2 separate regions of the Homo sapiens genome follow, and region 1 is linked to region 2. A link is an interaction called in ENCODE POLR2A ChIA-PET data of the cell type or tissue named here. Cell type or tissue: Panc1. All regions are shown on one strand.

What was found. ChIA-PET counts read pairs that join two places held together with the same protein. Peaks named below come from ENCODE experiments on the same cell type or tissue, not always from the same donor. Only the 100,000 strongest peaks of a DNase experiment are listed, where the experiment ranks them.
Region 1: POLR2A ChIA-PET joins it to region 2 with 5 read pairs; 3 of 35 experiments call an interaction of 5 or more read pairs at or near these places.

The regions. Positions count from the first base shown.
Region 1 is chr15:79,864,391-79,869,390 of GRCh38, reverse strand. The region is part of intron 3 of ST20-MTHFS (ST20-MTHFS readthrough); the gene reads left to right. All of the region lies in intron 2 of MTHFS (methenyltetrahydrofolate synthetase), which reads left to right. Among named protein-coding and RNA genes, the nearest start is that of MTHFS, 30 kb to the left of the region's middle. In Panc1, no CTCF peak of the experiment used is centred here; no DNase peak of the experiment used is centred here.
Region 2 is chr15:80,232,141-80,237,140 of GRCh38, reverse strand. All of the region lies in intron 1 of CTXND1 (cortexin domain containing 1), which reads left to right. Among named protein-coding and RNA genes, the nearest start is that of CTXND1, 18 kb to the left of the region's middle. In Panc1, CTCF peaks have their summits at 1,930 and 2,139; a DNase peak (open chromatin) is centred at 2,189.

The DNA.
Region 1 (5,000 bases), 370 kb after region 2:
TCTAATTTTATATTATAGATGCAGCATATTCTCAAATATCATTGTTAAAAGCTTTGTCCTGAAATATGTCTATTTTAATGGGAAATATTTGCACTGATTCTTCAGACTGGTCCTTCTCCCCATCTTTATTGTGAGAGATATAGAATTTAACTTTTAAAATAGTAATTAAATACCACAACAAAGTAAGGATACTTGTGGAGTTGTTTTCTCTTTAAGTAAGTACAATGACTAAAAATACTTCATTTGCCAAGAGTCTGCTTTCGTTCCTTTTGTATATTTTATTAAATGCTGGTGGCATAAATACATACTTACTTTTATTCCTTATGACCTGATGTAGTCACAGTACCCCAAAGTACTGTATGTATTATCAAATAAGCTACCAACACTCACCGTTTTTTCATTTTTCATGAAAAGGTTTACATTAAAAAAAAATGCACCTAGTGTATAGTCAGAGTTCTCAGAACCAATAAGTTTTATGTTTGTGTGTGTGCGTGTACATCTATATTTACATCTATATCTATACTTTTAGGAGCTTTATTATAATGAATTTGCTCATGTGATTGTGGAGGCCTAGAAGTCTCAAAGTCTGCTGTCTGTAAGCTAGAGACCCAGGAAAGGTAGTGGTGTTTACTCAAAGTCCGAAGGACTGAGAACCAGGGGAGCCTATGGTGTAAATTCTAGTCCTTGTGCAGGAAATGTGATGAGATGGCCTAGCTCATGCAGTTAGGCAAGAAAGAAGGGACAAATTCCTTCTTCTGCCTTTTATTCTATTCAGGCCACCTGCATTGAGATGGGCTGTCCACTTTACTGAGTCCACTCATTCAATTGTTAATCTCATCCTAAAACACTCTCATAGACACACATAGAAATAATATTTGGTCTGGGCACCTGTTGGCCCAATTAAGTTGATGCATAAAATTAACCATCACACCAAGAAATACCTCTCCTTTCCCCAAACCCTTCATAGTACGTGCTATATTTCTCTTTGAATCTAAGAAGATTATCTTCTATGAGGAAATAATCTGCTCCACACAGAAACCTGATACAGAGCTCTTTCAATAATGACTCATTCTCAACATCATGAAATTATATTCGAAGTTGCAGAAAATTCACTATTGTATATTGAATGCTACATTGAAATTGGAAAGAAAAAGGTGATATAAAATAAAAGCTATTACATATTTTGTGCTTCTCCCTAATCTGCTTTATTCATTGGAAATTCCTACTTAAGTTTAGTCTGCTTAAAACAAGCTAGATACTTGATTTTGCATGCAACACCTTGGCTGTTACTTTTACTGTCTCCTAGCACTGTGCTACAGACTGCAAAATATTTAGAGAAAATTCAGACCTCGCTCAAAATAAAAAATAAAAAATGCTAGCATGGTCTATACCAACGTTGGATTGCTGGGCTCACTCTCACGTGTGTGATCTCTCTCATTCTCTCGCTCGTGCTCTCTCTCTCTCACACACACACTCCACTCAAAGCTACAGTGTGCATTCTTCTATGATCCCAGTAGATTGTAGGTCTCTGTATTGACTGGAGATACTCTTCCAAGTTGAAGATTTAAAAAAGAACTTTAGATTTTTAGTGCTGATTCTTCATCTTTATATTTAGAAAATTGTCATTTTTAGATTCCTGATAGAAACTTTCTCTAAAACATTATCTTAGTACATTAATTAGAAATTTATGTCCCACATATACTAGCTCTAGTAATTTACTGGTGACTAAGGCATTGTTAAGAAATGTGTTTGGAAAACTTCTGTTGGTTTTTTTTTTTTATGACCATCATTACATTTTTTTCTATTTTTTCATTTATCTACGTTTAAAAATGTTTGGAAATATTTCAGAATTTGATAGTTATAACAAGCTACAAGAGAATAAAGATTTAGCTGGATTACAGAAAAATATCTACTTAGTAATGAGTGAAAATGAGATAAATTTGTCATATGTGACATATGGTAATATACATACAGAGGCCTAAAGAAAACTTCAATGTCCCCCCCTTTTTTTTTTTTTTGCTACGTAATCTTATTTCCTTAGAAAGAGCATATTGATTTTACTCCACTGAGAGTTTGGCTTTCTAAAATCACCTCAACAGTTAATTGATGGTGATAATCAACCAAGAATTGTTCTTCATTTATATAATTTGCTAACTTTCAAGTTCCCATTGAGTTGAGAAAGATAGTGATGATAGCTCTGACAATATACCTGAACCAGTTTGGATAGGAATGTTTAAAAGATGTATTAGGCTATTTTTATCCTGTAGAAACTATAGTTCATAGGAGTGGTGAGTTAGGGGAGGCTGGAGAATGGGGGAAAATGGGAAGTAAGATAAATTGTTGGTGTATGTGGTTTTGCAGATTTGCTTTTTTGGCACTAAAAGAGTACTTTTTTTTTTTCTTTTCTTTTTGAGACAGAGTCTCACTCTGCTGTCCAGGCTGGAGTGCAGTGGCATGCCCAGGCTGGAGTGCAATGGCACGATCTCAGCTCACTGCAGCCTCTGCCTCCCGGATTCAAGCGATTCTCCTGTCTCAGCCTCCCAACTAACTGGGACTACAGGTGCCTGCCACCACCATGCCCAGCTAACTTTTTTGTGTTTTTGGTAGAGGTGGGGTTTCTTCATGTTGGTCGGTCTGGTCTGGAACTCCTGACCTCAGGTGATCCACCCACCTTGGCCTCCCAAAGTGCTGGGATTACAGGTGTGAGCCACCGTGCCTGGCCAATCACTAGCAGTTCTTAAGAAAAAAATGTTTTGGAAGGTCGTGTGTTTGCCCTCGTGTTCTGTGTATGCACGTGCACTGAATAGGAGGCAGTCCCAGGGTCTCGCCTGCTGAAGAGATCCTGCACACCTACTGTCTGCTTGGCTGTCATCCTACTGTATTGTAGAAGCATCCACATCAGCTCCCTTTTTATTTGGGGGTTGTGCCCAGATCCTAACTCTCAACAAGATGTTTTTCATTATGCTTTATCCAGGACACTCTTTCTCACTGCTGTTTTCAAATGCCTTTGGGTTACTTCTGGGAAGTATAGATTCAAACTCTTCCATCAGGTAACTGTTTTCACCAAATAATGTACAGGTAAATATTTGGAAGACATAAGAGAAAATCAAGGGGAAAACTTAGGAAAGAAGGAAACCGTTGAACTCAAATAGTTATCTTCTGGACCCATGATCAGGTCCTCTGAGGGAAAAAACACAGATCCTTTTATTCATGAGAACTGGACATATTCCTGCTGCTGGATTTGTTCTTAGCCATTAGCCTCTCGAATGCCACCATCGCTGTCACAGAGACCAAAAAAAAACAAAAAGCTGCTCCTGTTCCTCCTCCTTAAAAAAAAAAAAAAACTTATAAAATTTCAAACTGCAGTGACTGTTTTCTCTCTTCCCTCACCTTAAAGAGGTTTAGGTTTGCCTGCTATTGGTAGTTCTGATGGGCTCTGTTAGAGATTGTGTGGTTGGTGTTCAGGCCCAGATGAAGAAAGAAGGGAATAGTTTAAATTTGCTACATTTTGTTTTGCTTGAGAAAGATGCAGTAAACTGAGGGGAGAAGGGAATAAGCGATTATTGTAGGCACCTGCCGGAGGGAGCTTTGCCACTGTATGAAGGATTTATTTTCTCCATGGTTGGTTTTTGTCAGCATAGCCCAGTATTTGCAGGGGCAGAAGATCCAAACATGGAGCCTTTGTTAGGATTCATGGCCATACCCACATTTTGCCTAGCACACTGCTGAGGGTAAGCAGGGATGAGGGCTGAGGTGGTCTTCCTCGTTAAATCAGCTTTGCACTAGGTGTCTGAGGCCCAAGAAGGGTCAAGATTTGCTTTTTAGCAACTTGCTGCCCAGAGACCCATCGTTACGATACGTATACCTGCTCCTCCTGGCTGGGGGCTTGACTGCAGTTCCACACTGGTTTCCTTCCGGCTCTTCCCAAGGCAGCCATTTCTTTAACATGTATTTCATTATCAAATTCCCTTTTTCCTAAATTATATCTTGCAGAAATACCTCGAAGTTTCCGACTTAGATATGGCATTCTTTCCTGGTTTCTAATCATAATAGACATTTTTCCCAAGTTTGTTTTCCTTTGTTCATTTCACTGGAAATGAAAGTAGAAAGTCAAATATTTGTGCTAAGGTCTTTATCTTGAATTTTAAGACTTATATTTAAATAATGACAGTTTTACAAGTTCAGGTACATTTCCACTTCGTTTTCTTGTAATAGAAATTGTGTATCTTTATGGATCAAGGTTTTCTTTGTAAAAACAGTGGGAGTTACATTATTGATAACATTTTGAATTTAACCTTTTGAATCTGCAAAAGGTTGCTGTAATATTTTGTTTCATTGTGAACCTCTCCCCTGAAACAAAGAGAAAACACATCACAATATTTGGAAGTTTGCCTGGAGTGAACGTTTATTTTTTTGGGGTGTTTTTCTTTTTGACTTTTTAAAAAACAGTTTTTGTTGTTTAAAAAACTGCAAATGCCAGCCATAAAAATATTCTCTATTCCATCTGCCTAAGGCCAAAAAGAAATCAGAATTAGGCAAATGAAAATCAGGAGCTGAGCCCAGTGATCAATTATGTCCACTCTGCCTTTTTCTTTTCCTTTCTAAAGTGTTGTATTTGTTCACTCACTTGTGTAACAAATATTCTGAGAGTCCTACTGTGTGTGACACTGTGCCAAGCAAGGGGGTACTAACTTGTCATAAGCCTGGACCCTGCTTATGAGTCAAGTTTCTTACACTATATTGAAGTAAGCACCAGAAAGCGTGTACAGGTCTATGAAAGCTCAGTTTCTGGACATTTACTCTCAAGGACTTTTTTTTTTTTTTTTTTTTTTTTTTTTTTTTTGTTGAGATGGAGTCTCACTTTGTTGCCCAAGCTGGAGTGCAGTGGCGCAATCTAGGCTTAATGCACCCTCCACCTCCCGGGTTCAAGCGATTCTCCTGCCTCAGCCTCCTGAGTAGCTGGGACTATGGGCGCGTACCACCACACTTGGCTAATTTTT
Region 2 (5,000 bases):
GATGGTCTCTATCTGCTGATCTCGTGATCTGCCATCCTTGGCGTCCCAAAGTGCTGGGATCACAGGCATGAGCCACCGCGCCTGGCCAACTGTTTTTTTAATAAACAGAAGGAGTATCCTCTTAAATAACAATAAATAATATACCAAATACATAAGCCAGTAAAATTTTTGTATATGTGCTAGACATAATTGTAAGTGTGATGCTTTTATATAACTGACTGTGCTGTGGGTTTGTTTACAACAGCATTGCCACAAACACGTGAGTAATACATTGCACTATGATGTTAAGAGGGCTACCATGCCACTAAGCACTAAGTGATAGGAATTTTTCAGCTCCATTATAATTTTTTTTTTTTTTTAGACCGAGTCCTGTTGTATCACCCAGGCTGGAGTGCAGTGGCACAATATCGGCTTACTGCAACCTCTCCCTCCCCAGTTCAAGTAATTCTCCTGTCTCAGCCTCCCAAGTAGCTAGGACTACAGGTGCACACCACCACACCTGGCTAATATTTGTATGTTTAGTAGAGATGGCGTTCCACCATGTTGCCCAGGCTGGTCTCGATCTCCTGACCTCAGGTGATCCACCCGCCTCAGCCTCCCAAAGTGCTGGGATTATAGGCGTGAGCCACCGCACCTGGCTCAGCTCCATTATAATCTTACGGGACCACTATGGTTGATGGAAACATCATTATGCATTACCATGACTGCAAATCTAGGTAGTGTCTGTCCCAACTACTCAATTCTGCCTGTCATAGTGCAAAGGCAGCCATAGACAGTGTGTAAATGAACAGGCACTGCTGTGTTCCCATAGAACTGTACATTCGCTGAAATCCCAATGTCACATGATTTTCATGTGTCATGATTTTAATCGTTTTGTTTCCTACCATTAAAAAAAGTAGAAACCATTCTTATTTATGTCTGTACAGAAACGAGCAGCGGGCCAACCTTGAAAGGAAGTAAAAGGAAGATGTTCCTTTTTCAAATGCAGTGAGAATATCCCAGAGAGGACCATGACATAGGATGTTTCGCAAAAGGCTGAGCATCACTGGGGTGTTCCCCACCCTGTTCCATCAAGCATTATTTTGGGAAATGTGGTGCTAAGAGTTTGAACTTGCAGGATCTAGTATGGTTCCCAGCACAAGGTAAGTCCAGATGGAAAGCTGGTTGAGGGATATTTATGTAGTGCTGACTAGGAACCCGACACTCTTCTAAGTGCTTTATGTATATTAATTCCTCTAAGTCCTCATCATTATCCCATGAGGTAGTTATTTAGTATCCCCATTTTGCAAATGAGCAAGCTGAGGTTCAAAGGAATGAATGATTTGTGTCAGGCTACCCAGTCAGTGAGGGGCAGAGCCACATTGAAGCCTGTTGAGGAGAAGAAGGGATTGGTAGGGTAGCCCTGTGATAGTGGCAGGTGGGTAGAGGGGAGTTGGTTCTGGGTCATAACTACAGAACTACACGATAAGAACTTTATGGAGCCAAGAGCAACAGCCCAGGACATCCCAGTGAAGATGTCCAACTGGCAAGATTGGCCCTCAGGAGATAGTTAAAGGCTGAAAATAGTAACTGGGACTTGATTTCCCCTGCAGTCTTCCACAGTCGCGTTATGCCACTCCCAGTATGCTTGCTGTCCCTGTCAACCAAGCCCACAACTAGGTTATGCAAATGAGCATAATTTAGGGCGAGCTCTTTCGGAGATGCTAAGCCAAGGATGCCAGCCATCTTGGCCAGCACTCCACCAGGGCCACGTGTGCACCTCGGCCCTTGCATTGGGAGGGCACTTGACCTGCATCTCTTCTGTAGCTGGCCTTATGATGTACTTTCGGTACCTGGAGAGAAAAACATTTACCCTAGGCTTCTGGGGCTCAGGCTATCTATTAGGTCCTGCCAGCCCCTAAGGGTTGACTGCATAGGACATCTTGAACAGAGGAACACAGGAGGCCAGTTTTCCATCTGCTCCGCCAGGCTGGGAGGGCTGCCTTGTGACTCAGTAGCTGAACTACCGCAAGGGCCCCTTTCCTTGCCTCCCCCACAACCCTCCAGGGAAGAGCAGCTGAGAGGCAAAGGAAGAGCCCTGGTTGCAAGACACAGAGAAGTCATGCAGCCTGCCCAAGGTCACCCAGCCACCAGGGGGGCAGAGTCATAACTCAAACTCTGGGGACCGAACCTCAGCCTGCTGCTCTCTGCATCTTGCTGTCACTGCTTCATTGAAGAAGGCCATTCCCCAAAAGCAGGAAACAAAACACGGCAGGTTTCTGTCCACAACTGGCCTGAGTGATTGTGCACTGTGCAGCTGTTTAGATAAAGGGGACATTTTGACACAGGCGATGGAAGACAGCCCCATCAAAAGAGTATGCTGAGGCCAGGAGCAGTGGCTCACGCTTATAATCCCAGCAATTTGGGAGGCCAAGGCTGGCAGATCACCTGTGGTCAGGAGTTCGAGACCAGCCTGGTCAACATGGTGAAACCCCATCTCTACCAAAAATACAAACATTAGCCAGGCACAGTGGCATGCACCGGTATTCCCAGCTACTCAGGAGGCTGAGGCAGGAGAATCACTTGAACCCGGGAGGTAGACGTTGCAGTGAGCTGAGATTGCACCACTGCACTCTAGCCTGGGTGACAGAGTGAAACTTCCTCTCAGAAAAAAAAAAAAAAAAAGGGCATGTTCAAATTGTGGAATAATACATGTTATTTCAGGATGCTGTGTATAATACACAGCCCTGTCTCACCCTATCCCTGACCCAACCTCTCCCCTGATTCCCACCCATCCCTGAACCTAATCATTCTACTGATTTAGCCCATCGCTTGGATGAAAATAAAACATATTTAATAATTGGTTTTCTAAATTTCATCCAAATGTCCCCTGGTCTCAGACGAACAGCCTCTAAAATGTCAGGTTTCCATAATCAATCCGTATCCCCAAAGCCTTCCCCCAATAAGTTTGTAGATGCATTGAAGTAAGACGGCTGGGCTTTCTTTGTTTTCTTATTTCCGCATGATGCTCTGCACACAAAGGACCTAGTCCTCCAAAGCAATGTGCTGGTTTTGCTGGAGAAGACCCAGGCTCACTCACTTGCTCAAGGTCACTTAGCTTCTCCACCGCAGGCTTGCTCCTCTTCTGAGGGACAGCTTTTTTACCTCTGTTAATGGGAATGGAGGAGGTAGGCAGGGAACCCCATGGTGGTGACCCCATTCCTGCATGCTTATGGAACCTATGGTCAAGTTGTGTGGGTTCCTGAGGGCCATGGGCACCCACAACGTGTCATCTGTCCTGTTAAATGTCTTCACGCATGCAGAGGAATCCTGCAATTCAGATGCGCACAGCCACTGCAGCTGCCTGCCTTTGAGGGGCCATTAATTTCAGGGAGATTAATCACTCCGCGAGACAGCAAAGTCAGTCGCTTGCAGGTTGCCTTTGTTTGTCTGAGTCGCTGTGGGGGAAGTGGGCTTGTCTAGCTCCCCCAGTCTCTTTGTAGGGCAGAATCCGAGCCTGGCGTGGTGTAGCCCCCAGCCCTCTGAGCTCACTTTGTTCAGGGAGGAAGAATCCTTGGGAGACTTGGTCATTCTGTGATGTCTCCTCATTAGAGGAAACCAGGGGCTATTTTCTGTGGAAGCCACCAAGAGCCAGGCAGTTTGCAGCCTGAAGGACAGGAGCATCTTGTATTCCAGCAGCCAGATTGGAGGCTTGGATACCTAGAGAGGGAAACTGTAAGAACAAAAGTAAGAATGACAGCTAATATTTTAATTGAGTAAATATGTTACTGTGCTGAGTAACTATGCTAAGCACTTTAGAAATATATTCTCATTTACTCTTCCCAGAGATCCAGTGAAATTCACTGGGATATTATTTTCTCCATTTTAAAGGTAAGGAAACAGAGACTTAAAGAAGTTGCATTGGCCAGGCACAGTGCCTCACGCCTGTAATCCCAGCACTTTTGGAGGCTGAGGCGGGTGGATCACAAGGTCAGGAGTTGAAGACCAGCCTGGCCAAGAGGGTGAAACCCGTCTCTACTAAAAATACAAAAATTAGCCAGGCGTGGTGGTGGGCGCCTATAATCCCAGATACTCAGGAGGCTGAGGCAGAGAATTGCTTGAACCTGGGAGGCGGAGGTTGCAGTGGGCCAAGATCGCGCCACTGCAATCCAGCTTGGGAAACAGAGCAAGACTCAGTCTCAAAAAAAAAAAAAAAAAAAGGAAGTTGCATTTTTCGTCTAATATCACACTGTTGGTAGTTCAGGAGCCAGAACCTGAGCCTGGACATTATGCCCAGGACCTGAATTTCCAACGAACATTCTTCAAGTAGTCTGGCTTCTGTTTTTCACTTGGGAAGGGCTTTGGGATTTTAACTATGGTGATGGGAAATCATTGCAAAGGCATGAGCACCTGAGTCTACCTGACTGTCTTGTGAAAGAGAAACTACCTGCTGGTGCTTTGGGGAGATGGAGAGTTTTATTTGGGGGCTTCAGGGCACAGACAGAGCAACACAGGTTCAGGGAGGCCTGGGCCTGAGGCTCTTGTTGGGGCTTTAAAGGGCTTGAAGGAAAGGGCACCTTGAGCAAGAGCGTTTGTGCCAGGACGACTCTCCTGCTCATGCATGGTGTTCCACTCAACTTCATTATTTGGAGAAGAAAGATTGATTCTTTCCATTAAAAACAACAACAAAAAATCATTAAAGGCTGTTTGTTAGTGTTAAGTAAACTAAAAGGGAAATAATTACATCGGGGCCACTGATGAAATTACAATCAGATTAGAAACATGAGCTCGATTTCCTGAGCATTTCTTTGGCCACGAGTCTGATCTAAGATAATTGGATATCTCTAAATACATGAGACTCTGTAAGCGATTCCTCTGTGATTCAAAAGGATCGGGGGCAGGGAGGTATGCAGAAGCCAAGGGTTATCTCTTTTGATTCAGGAGAATTTCCCACACAGCACATCCTCACTGCCTGGTTCACAACTCTCCTCATCTCTCCATTGATCAGTTGCACGTCGCCA